Linked DNA regions of Homo sapiens: region 1 is linked to region 2. The links are chromatin contacts, found by Hi-C or POLR2A ChIA-PET in ENCODE. All regions are on one chromosome and are shown on one strand. The core of a region is the stretch at or near the end of the contact, and the rest is flanking DNA. Distances in the headings are between cores, read along the strand shown.

Evidence for each region. Hi-C counts contacts between places; a loop is a spot of excess contacts on that map. ChIA-PET counts read pairs that join two places held with the same protein, here RNA polymerase II (POLR2A). Pooled maps may share reads with other maps.
Region 1: a loop to region 2 is called in a pooled map, with 2.9 times the contacts of the local background. The contact joins the promoter of SLC9A1 here to the enhancer-like site in region 2. A Hi-C loop is called at or near these places in 2 of 50 pooled maps. POLR2A ChIA-PET finds 5 or more read pairs at or near these places in 2 of 52 experiments (WTC11 and activated naive CD4-positive, alpha-beta T cell).

Annotation. Positions count from the first base shown.
Region 1 is chr1:27,151,849-27,157,124 of GRCh38, forward strand. SLC9A1 (solute carrier family 9 member A1) reads right to left here and starts at 3,277. Exons shown (of 12, transcript NM_003047.5): 1 at 2,135-3,277. The coding sequence starts at 2,486. RefSeq lists enhancers at 516-565, 4,172-4,671 and a silencer at 2,997-3,226.
Region 2 is chr1:23,723,200-23,728,795 of GRCh38, forward strand. No RefSeq gene overlaps it. Among named protein-coding and RNA genes, the nearest start is that of ELOA, 17 kb to the right of the region's middle. RefSeq lists enhancers at 796-855, 5,152-5,301. Within about 2 kb of position 4,277, at least 20 of the 41 ENCODE cell types and tissues checked have a DNase peak (open chromatin) inside an H3K27ac peak, as active enhancers do.

The DNA of each region.
Region 1 (5,276 bases), core at 2,027-4,526, 3.4 Mb after region 2:
CCTGTTTTCAGAGGCAGAAAAATGCCTTTCCAAGGCAGAAACAGACTTTTGGAAAGGAGACCACATCCAGCCTCATCATTTTACAATGGGAAAACTGAGGTCCAAGGCTGAGTGACTTGCCAGAGTTTCCAGAGTCAGTGGAATGACAGAAATATCACACCTGGAAGGGACCACAAAGATCAACTGATGGGTAGGGAGGCGTGACTGGTCCAAGGACAGAGGGAGGTAGGAAGAGAAGCCAGGTTTTCCTGACTTCTAGACTGATATTGTTGCCATGACACCATCTCTGCTCTCCAGCTGCCCAGGGTCCCGGGCACAGCACTTGGGTGGTGACAAAGCAGGCCAGGCCAAGCTGACCTCATTAGCACTAGAGATACCAGGCCTGCAGGGACAAACTTCTGACTGCCTAGAGTGGGGTCTCTGCAGTCATGCTGTCATCCCACCAGCAGCCACTGACACTCAAAGTGTGTCTGCCAGCCCTGAATGCCCTAATGTAATGCCAGGTGTGGTGGGCAGGTGAGGGGATCGGGGACAGGAGGCAATTTATAGATTGCACTTGTGAGGTCTCCTCCTGGTCTCACACAGTCAAATGACATCACTGTCACTTCAGCTTCTTACAGCAAATCAGACGACATTTCATGACTCAATTGGTGTGGTCAAATTGAGAGTCTTAACCATTTCACAGGTGAGGGAGACCTGCAGAAAAAGGCCTCAGCTATTCAAGGTCATGCATTTATGTCAGAATCAGTACACATGGTTCCCCTTGTCCAGTCCTTGATTTCTCTCCAGGAAGCTAACTGCCATCAAGGTATAGGTGCTGATGGCTTAGTTCCATGTAAGGCTCTGCTACTGTGACCAGCTTGGCACAAGAGCCCTGCACCAGGAACCCAGCTCCTGGATCTGTCAAATTAGAGGCACCACTTCCCTCCCGCTGCATGTCCCAGAGCCTGCCTCACACCAGCCCGGCAGCACCGCTCAGCTCCTGCATGTCCTTGGGAGAGCTGGAAGGTTTCCTGCCAAATTCCCAAACCCAAATCTCAGGCAGAGGGGACAGCAGAGTCCCAGGACCTCATGCCTTCCACAGCCAGCTGGGGGCAAGCTGAAAATGCAAAGGCAGTTGTCAAAGTCCCCCTGAACACCACTTTCAGGGACTTCTGGGCAATGTAGGCTCCAGTAAGCTCCCCCAATCACTCAGCAGAACAGAGTGCTCAGGCCTAGCAGGGAGACCAATACTCTGAGAGCAAATAAGTTGTCTGTTTCCTTCTCCCCAAAAGAAGGTTTCAAAGTCTCTTCAGGCCTGAACATCCCTAGGCTCCCCCATCTACCTCATCTACTTGATTGAGCAGCAGGCCAGACAGCACCCTGAGACACAGCCAGGCAGCGACCTGGGGGTGAGCTGGGGTCAGACCAAGCCTCAACCTCCTCTACTCTCCCTCCACTTCCAAAACAGACTTCAGAAATTTCCAGGGCCCCTTGTCCCACAGATTCTATAAAGTATGGCATTCCTGGGCCGGAAATTGACTCAGGGGCTCCTAACTAGCCTGGACAAGCAAAGCTGACAGATAACATTCTGGAGATGAAGGAAAGGTGGGAATATGGGGATCCCCTGTGTTCCACCACACTTGTAAGTTTCCTGTGCCCAGGTCTCCACTATGCTTAAACTCCTCAAGCAGGCCAAGTAGAAATATACTCCATCCTGGAACACGCTCCAGTGAAGCCTGTCATAAATTGCACTGGTTGCTGTTGACAGAGCAGAATGTGCCACTCGCCAGAAGACACTCCTTTCTGTCTCACACACAGCGGGGTGCCTGGCTCCCCTGGGGGTCTGGCCCAGCCAGAGGAGACTTGCCAGTCGTGGAAGCCTTACTGAAGGGACCTAGGATCAGAGGCATCCCATTCTCTAATCCTGCTCTCTTCTGTGCACAGTGCTGGCTCCAATCTTGGGAAGCCTCAGATCACAGATCAGAAGCCACAGAACTGGAGCCTGAGAAGGACCAAGGTGGCAGGATGGAGACTGCCTACTTTATGGGGGTAGTTCAGATCCTTACTCCTGGACAGCCTCAAATGGTGCGAGATGAGGCAAGAAGCTCACCAGTCTGGTGGCGGCCGCAGCATCGGAGCAAACGGGACTTACCTATCTTCATGAGGCAGGCCAGAAGGATCCAGAGGGAGATCTCGAAGGGGGTGCGCACGTGTGTGTAGTCGATGCCCAGGACTGGAAAGGCCTTGCGCGGCTTCATGCCATGATCAGTGACGGAATGATTAACAGGGCGGCTCTCTGGGGTGACCTCCGGTGGAGCGGTGGTGACATCCCCAATCGAGCGTTCTCGTGGTGGCTCTGAGCTTCGAATGGTGCTGGCAGTTGGGCTGAGCTGGAGGCCATGGCTCCTGAGAACAGGCAGCAGCCCCACCAAAGCAACCACCACGAGTAAGGAAGGGAAGATCCGATGTGGAGAGAGGCCACAGATGCCAGACCGCAGAACCATGGTGCTGCTTCCAGAGCCAGCCTCGACCTTACCCAAATGAGAGTAAAACCGGGCACATAGGTAGCAAAGGGTCAGCAAGTGGGAAGAGAGACTGGCGTAGTCTCTAGGAAAAGTTCATGTTTTAGAGAGGCATTTCCATGGAAGCAATTTTCTGGGGGTGGAGGGAGGCTGGGTTTGCAATCTGGAACTCCAAAGTGGGGAAAGGGGGCAAGGACCCAGGAACGACCACGAAAGGAGACCAAAAGGTCTGGAACTCCGGGCCTGGGAAGGGGGAGGACGGATGTGGGAAACTGAGCCCTAGGGATAGAGGAAGGGGCAGGATAGGGATAGTGCAAAGGAAAGGAAGAAGGAAGGCTGGGACCTTTGGCTGAGGAAAGTGACTGAGGAGCTGGGACTCTGGGCTGTGGGCTAAAGGAAGGGGTAGGGAGCCTGAGCTAAAGGAAGGGGACCGAAGGGGGTGAGAGCCAGTCCAGGAAAAGGAGAGAGGGGGCTGGGAGCCCAGGCTGAGAAGGAGTGAAACCGGGAAGCGGCCGGGAGCTTCTCCACCCAGAGAGGGGCAGGGGTCCAGGCGCGCCGGGCTGAGATTCCGGGGAAATGGAAAGAGGCGGAAGGCAGGCGGCCTGGCGGGAAGGCGCCTCGGCGCGGGCTGGGGGCGGCTCGCGGTGGGCCAGCAGCAACACGCCCCTCCTCGCGGCCCTGGCGCGACGCGGCGCTCCGCCCCGGCCCAGCTGCAGCTCCTCCTGGTCCAGCTCCAGAACTAACCCTAGCCCCGGCCCCGGCGGCAGCAGACTGAAGCCTAGCTGAGCCCGGCGCTGTCACTTATAGGCACCAGCGAGCAGCCGGTGCGGCGGGCTAGAGAGACCGTCGGCACCCGCCCAGCGCAGCGGCCCCTGTCGCCGAGGGAAAGAAGTATCGCGTAGGAAGAGGAAGGAGAGTCAGAGATGACAAAAAAAAAAAAAAAAAAAAGTCCTGAATATACAGAGAACCTCACTAACGCGAGTAAAATGCCGACTACTTACAAAACGATTTCACGTCCACATCTGCAGTCTCATAAGGGCTTTCGAATAATCCTGTGAAGAATGTATTATTAGTTTATGTATTTAGTTACCGTGTGACCTTGAGCAAGTTACTTAACCTGTTTCACAACTTTCTCATCTGTTAAGTAGAGACAGTAATAGTGACTATGTCAGAGGGATGATGTAATGACTGAGACAATCCGTGTAAACTATTTGGAATGCACCCTGGCACATTATTACAATTCCACTTTTACAGATGAGGAAACAGGTGAAGAGAGTCCCCTGGCTACTATGCAAGTAGTTGTATTGCTTACTAGGGCTGCCGTAACAAAGTATCACCCCAAACTGGGTGGCTGCAACAACAGAAATTGATTGTCTCACAGTTCTGGAGGCTGGAGGTCGGATCTAGGTGTTGGCAGGGTTGGTTTCAGCTGAGAGCTATGAGGGAGAATCTGTCCCATGCCTTTCTCCTACCTTCCAGTGGTTTGTTAGGACTATCTGGTATTCCATGGAGTTCTCCTGGTGTCTCTGTCTCTGCGTCCAGATTCCCCGCCCACACTTTATTTTTATTTTTATTTTTTTTGAGATAGAGTCTGGCTCTTGTTGCCCAGGCTGGAGTGCGGTGGCGCCATCTCAGCTCAATGCAACCTCTGCCTCCTGGATTCAAGCGATTCTCCTGCCTCAGCCTCCAGAGTAGCTGGGATTACTGGCACCCACCACCACGTCCAGCTAATTTTTGTATTTTTAGTAGAGATGGGGTTTCACCATGTTGGTCAGGCTGGTCTCGAACTCCTGACCTCAGGTGATCCACCCGCCTCGGCCTCCCAAAGTGCTGGGATTACAGGGGTAAGCCACAACCCCCAGCCAGATTTCCCCTTTTTATAAGGACACCAGTCATTGGATTAGAAATCCAACGTAATTACCTCATCTTAACCTGAACATCTTCAAAGACTGCATCCTAATTAGTCCATCTTCATAGGCACTGGGCATTAGGACTTCAACTTCTTTTGCCGGGACACAATTCAACCCACAACAGTGGCATGCTTTAAGTAGTGGAACTTAAATTTGAACCTATAGTTTGGTTGAAATTGGTGAGGTTCAAGGGATCATGGCTGTACAATGGAATCACTGGAAAGCTTTTTTAAAATACCATTGTCTAGGCCGGGCGTAGTGGCTGACGCCTGTAATCCCAGCACTTTGGGAGGCCGAGGCGGGCGGATCACGAGGTCAGGAGATCGAGACCACGGTGAAACCCGGTCTCTACTAAAAATACAAAAAATTAGCCGGGCGCAGTGGCGGGCGCCTGTAGTCCCAGCTACTCGGGAGGCTGAGGCAGGAGAATGGCGTGAACCCGGAAGGCGGAGCTTGCAGTGAGCGGAGATCGCGCCACAGCACTCCCGCCTGGGCGACAGAACGAGACTCCGTCTCAAAAAAAAAAAAAAAAAAAAAAAATTAGCCGGGCGTGGTGGCACATGCCTGTAATCCCAGCTAGTCAGGAGGCTGAGGCAAGAGAATCACTTGAACCCAGGAGGCGGAGGTTGCAGTAAGTCAAGATTGCACCACTGTACTCCAGCCTGGGCAACAGAGCGAGACTCTGTCTCAAAAAAAAATAAATAAATAAAAATAAATACCATTGTCTGATAAAATTAGCTGTGCTTGGTAGTCCTAGCTGCTTGGGAGGCTGAGGCAGGAGTATCATTTGAACCTAGGAGTTTGAGACTACAGTGAACTATGATCCACCACAGCACTCTAGCCTGGGCAACAAAGGGAGACC
Region 2 (5,596 bases), core at 3,027-5,526:
TCTGTCGCCCAGGCTGGAGTGCAGTGGCGCCATCTCGGCTCACTGCAAGCTCCGCCTCCCAGATTCACGCCAGTCTCCTGCCTCAGCCTCCCGAATAGCTGGGACTACAGGCGCCCACCACCATGCCCAGCTAATTTTTTTTGTATTTTTAGTAGAGACGGGGTTTCACCACATTAGCCAGGATGGTCTCCATCTCCTGACCTCGTGATCCACCCGCCTCGGCCTCCCAAAGTGTTGGGATTACAGGCGTGAGCCACCGCGCCCTGCCTCTTGCTGAGTAAAGTTCTAACCGGCCTCTATAAACAGCTGTCTGATCTCTTTTTGGGCTTTTTTGGTTTTTTTTTTTTTTTTTAGACGGATTCTCGCTCTGTCACCCAGGCTGGAGTGCAGTGGTGTGATCTCGGCTCACTGCAACCTCTGCCTCCTGGGTTCAAGCTATTCCCCTTCCTCAGCCTCCTGAGTAGCTGGGATTACAGCTGCCCACCACCATGCCCAGCTAATTTTTGTATTTTTAGTAGAGACGGGGTTTCACCATGCTAGTCAGGCTGGGCTCTAACTCCTGACCTCATGATCCGCCCCACCTCGGCCTCCCAAAGTGCTGGGATTACAGGCATGAGCCACTGCACCCAGCCCCTTTTCGGGCTTCTTACTCTTTTTCACCTTGCCTCAGGCCCTGAGTAGTTCCAGCTACTTTCACTTCTTCTTTACCACCTTCCCTATTCAGTCCATCCACTTGTGAGAGTTGTGGAGGGCAGCAGGGGAAGCATCAGTTGTCCTACAAAACCTGACTGCACTACAGGGCAACAGTCTCTTTAGCCACTCTCCTCCATGTTGCCCTGAAGATTAACACTCTGGGCATTTTTCTTCTTTTAAATAAAAAATAAAGGGATGGGTGGGGGAAAAGGGAGAAAATTTCTGCAATACTCACTTAAGAGCATTTAGAAAATACTGAAAAAAAAAATCACTTATAGGCCGGGCTCGGTGGCCCACGCCTGTAATCCCAGCACTTTGGGAGGCCGAGGCAGGCGGATCACCTGAGGTCAGGGGTTCGAGATCAGCCTGACCAACATGGAGAAACCCCCGTCTCTACTAAAAATACCCAATTAGCTGGGCATGGTGGCGCATGCCTGTAATCCCAGCTACTCGGGAGGCTGAGACAGGAGAATTGCTTGAACCTGGGAGGCGGAGGTTGCAGTGAGCCAAGATTGCATCATTGCACTCCAGCCTGGGCAACAGGAGCGAAACTCCATCTCAAAAAAAAAAAAAAATCACTTATGTCATGCCCACATAAATCCAATCACTGCCATCATTTTGGTGTGTTTCCTAGACGTAGATTATTTTGTTTTGTTCCTTTTATAGTTGTAATCATGCTGGTGAAACTGAACAAATTATAAAAACAAGAAGGCAGCTTAAGGGAGGCAGTTTATGTGTGGTACAGAAAAAGCAACAGGAAAATGTACCCATCGTAGGCAAGGGCATGGAAAACAGGCACTTCTTACAGTGTTGGTGGAAATGTACATTGGCAGAGCCTTTCTGGAGGAGAATTTTACAGTATCTATCAAAATCTTATAGATGCATGACTTTGACTCCAGAATTCTACTTAGAATTATCCTACAGTGTCCAACCGCACAAATTTAGGTGAATGCATCAGTTGTTTTTTAAAGAAGGAAAAACTAGGCCGGGCGCAGTGGCTCACGCCTGTAATCCCAGCACTTTGGGAGTCTGAGGCGGGCAGACTCACTTGAGGTCAGGAGTTCGACACCAGCCTGGCCAACATGGTGAAACCCTGTCTCTACTAAAAATATAAAAATTAGCCAGGCATGGTGGTGGGCGCCTGTAATCCCAGCTACTTGGGAGGCTGAGGCAGGAGACTGGCGTGAATCTGGGAGGCGGAGCTTGCAGTGAGCCGAGATGGCGCCACCGCACTCCAGCCTGGGCGACAGAGCGAGACTCTGTCTCAAAAAAAAAAAGGCCGGGCGCGGTGGCTCATGCCTGTAATCCCAGCACTTTGGGAGGCCAATGCAGGCGGATCACAAGGTCAGAAGATCGAGACCATCCTGGCTAACATGGTGAAACCCCGTCTCTACTAAAAATACAAAAAAAAAAAAAAAAAAAAATTATCCAGGTGTGGTGGCAGGTGCCTGTAGTCCCAGCTACTCAGGAGGCTGAAGCAGGAAAATGGCGTGAACCCGGGAGGCAGAGCTTGCAGTGAGCCGAGACCACGCCACTGCACTACAGCCTGGGTGACAGAGCGAGACTCCATCTCAAAAAAAAGAAAAAGAAAAAAACAGAGGACAACATAAATAAATATTTATTTATTTATTTATTTTGAGACGGAGTCTCGCTCTGTCGCCCAGGCTGGAGTGCAGTGGCATGATCTCAGCTCACTGCAGCCTCTGCCTCCTGAGTTCAAGTGATTCTCCTGCCTTAGCCTCCCGAGTAGTTGGGACTACAGGCACGTGCCACCACACCTGGCTAATTTTTATATTTTTAGTACAGACAGGGTTTCACCATGTTGGCTAGGCTGGTCTCCATCTCCTGACCTCATGATCTACCCGCCTCAGCCTCCCAAAGTGCTGGGATTACAGGTGTGAGCCACCACACCTGCCTTATTTATTTATTTATTTATTTACTTATTTATTTTGAGATGGAATCTTGCTCTGTCGCCTAGGCTGGAATGGCACGATCTCGGCTCACTGCAGCCTCCATCTCCCAGGTTCAAGCAATTCTCCCGCCTCAGCCTCCCAAGTAGCTGGGATTACAGGCACCTGCCATCACGCCTGGCTAATTTTTGTATTTTTAGTAGAGATGGGGTTTCCCCATGTTGGCCTGGCTGGTCTTGAACTCCTGATCTCAGGTGATCCGCCTGCCTTCACCTCCCAAAGTGCTGGGATTAGAGGCGTGAGCCACCGCACCTGGCCTAAAATTTTTTTTTTTGTAGAGACTGGGTCTCGCTCGCTTTGTTACCTGGGTTGGTCTTAAATTCCTGGGCTCAAGTGCTCCTCCCGTCTTGGCCTCCCAAAGTGTTGGGATAATAGGAATGATCCACCTTACCCTGCCTTAAATATTTATAAGTTAAATAAATTACAGTAAGTCTACAAAATGGAATAGCATGCTGATATGGAAGGTGCTCCACAGTGTATTATTAAGAGAAGGATAAGCGGGCCGGGCGCGCTGGCTCACACCTGTAATCCCAGCACTTTGGGAGGCCGAGGTGGGTGGATCACCTGAGGTCGGGAGTTCAAGACCAGCCTGACCAATATGGAGAAACCCCGTCTCTACTAAAAATAAAAAAATTAGCTGGGCGTGGTGGCGCATGCCTGTAATCCCAGCTACTCGGGATGCTGAAGCAGGAGAATTGCTTGAACCCAGGAGGCAGAGGTTGCGGTGATCGGAGATTGCACCGTTGCACTCCAGCCTGGGCAACAAGAGTGAAACTCCGTCTGAAAAAAAAAAAAAAAAAAGAGAAGGGTAAGCATGTTGCAGGATGGTATGTGGCATCCCATTGGGGTATTAAAAGCCACCATAGACAGTGCTTCTGTCTTGAAAAAAAGGCACTGAACTGGTAACAGTGGTGAACATGAAGAGGGAATTGGTGGGGTTGGTGAAGTGGGGACTCACTCTGCAGAAGCTACTAGAGGCAGGCAGCCACCTGCCTTGCGAGATTCAAGCTGTGTTGTAAGACTGCTGGATTCAAATCTCAGTTCTGCCTCCAATTAGCTGTGTGGCCTTTGACTAGTCATGAACCTTCTGTGCCATAGTTTCCTCACAAGTAAAATGGGCTTAGTAATTGTTTCTATCCCACAGGGTTGAAGTGAGAATCAAATTATTTAGCTCACGTGATACATTTAAGTGCTTAGCATATTAATATGCTTAATTAATATTAGCTAAGTCAGAAATTCTTGAGTTTCCATTCCTGTTTTGCCACCCATTGGGCAAATTTCTTAACTTCTTTATGCCTCAGTTTCCAATTGTGAATGAACAATGTTGATGATAGCATCAACCCTGTAGGGTTTTAAGGATTTGGGATAATAGGATGTCAGTATCTCACTGAAGAAACTGTCCCTGGCCGTAGTTCCTGGCTCCATTGCAGAGTTGGTAATACCAGTCTCTGAATTTTCTTCCTGAGAGTGGATCCCATTAAATCTCTAGCCAAGGAGGAGCGTACTTCTGTGCTTCTAGGGCTAGACAGAACGGAAGATGGTGCAGCAGCCCCAGCGTGGGAGGCCGGGGCTGTAGTGGGGATGTGGTGAAAGACGTAGGGCTCTCTCTGTTGCTCTCAGCTGCAGCCACGTGTTGCCCCATGGAGACTGGGCCAGGAGCTGCTGGATCTTACTGTTTCTCAAGAGAAGTTGTGAAATCTCCTCATTTTAAACTCTTGGCAATTATTTCATTTTTGTAAACATTGGGAGAGCAAACAAAACATGTCGGTAGGCTGTATTTAGCCCACAAGCTGCCAGTTTGCTATCTATGTTCTAGGCTTTCTGTGCTTGACTTAGCAAAATATTTACTAAGCGCCTGCTGTACCTGTAGCTCCTCAGTACCTGGTCATGTTTACTGTTCTGCCACCTCAGGCGTGCTGGCTCAGTCATCCTATCAGGTACTAAATCAGTTTAGTGGGCTTGAAATGGTGTTTCAATTCAAATTAAAATGCAATTTGCATTTCCCTGATTACTGCTGAGATTGAACATTTAAAAAAAATACATCTATAGAACTTTCTTCTCCCTCAGTAGAATTTTTGTTTTAAGTCTTCAGATCATCCTTTAGGTATGGAGAGATTTAGGGCTTCCCTAGTGAAATATTTCTTTTGAATAACATCACATCCACTAGCCTGGACTCTTGTTTAGGTTTGGGGCTGTCTGCACATCTCAGGAGGCCAAGCATCAAGCCCAGTACCGCCACAGAGGGGGGGTTCAATAAATATTTGAATGAATCTTTATTCCTATTTCAAGAGCGTATTTCTTCTTTATTCTCTAGTTCTTGGCACAAGTATTATTGATTTAGTTATCAGCGTATTCAACAATCACAACTCCCCACTTTGGTGAGGAAACACACTTTCTAGAGGTTTGCCTGTGTCCTGCCCCATTCAAACCAGGAAGTGAAAGGGGAATCTGCTGGCCTTAAGGGAACAATGATTCTTTTTTCTTTTCTTTCTTTCTTTCTTTCTTTTTTTTTTTTTTGAGATGGAGTCTTGCTCTGTTGCCTAGGCTAGAGTGCAGTGGGGCAATCTCAGCTCACTGCAATCTCCGCCTCCCAGGTTCAAGTAATTATCCTGCCTCAGCTTCCCGAGTAGCTGGAATTAGAGGTGCCTGTTACCACGCCCAGCTAATTTTTGTATTTTTAGTAGAGACGGGGTTTCACCATGTTGGCCAGGCTGGCCTCGAACTTCTGACCTCAGGTGATCCACCCACCTCAGCCTCCCAAAGTGCTGGGATGACAGGCGTGAGTCACCGCGCCCGGCCTACAGTGACTTCTCTAGAGAGTAGTTCCTTGAGGGCTGCAGAAGGTCATGCTAGTTTGAACATAGTGGTTCCATGTGGCTGGTTTTACATCTGTGCTCAGATGATTTGTTTTTTTTTTGTTTTTTTGTTTTTGT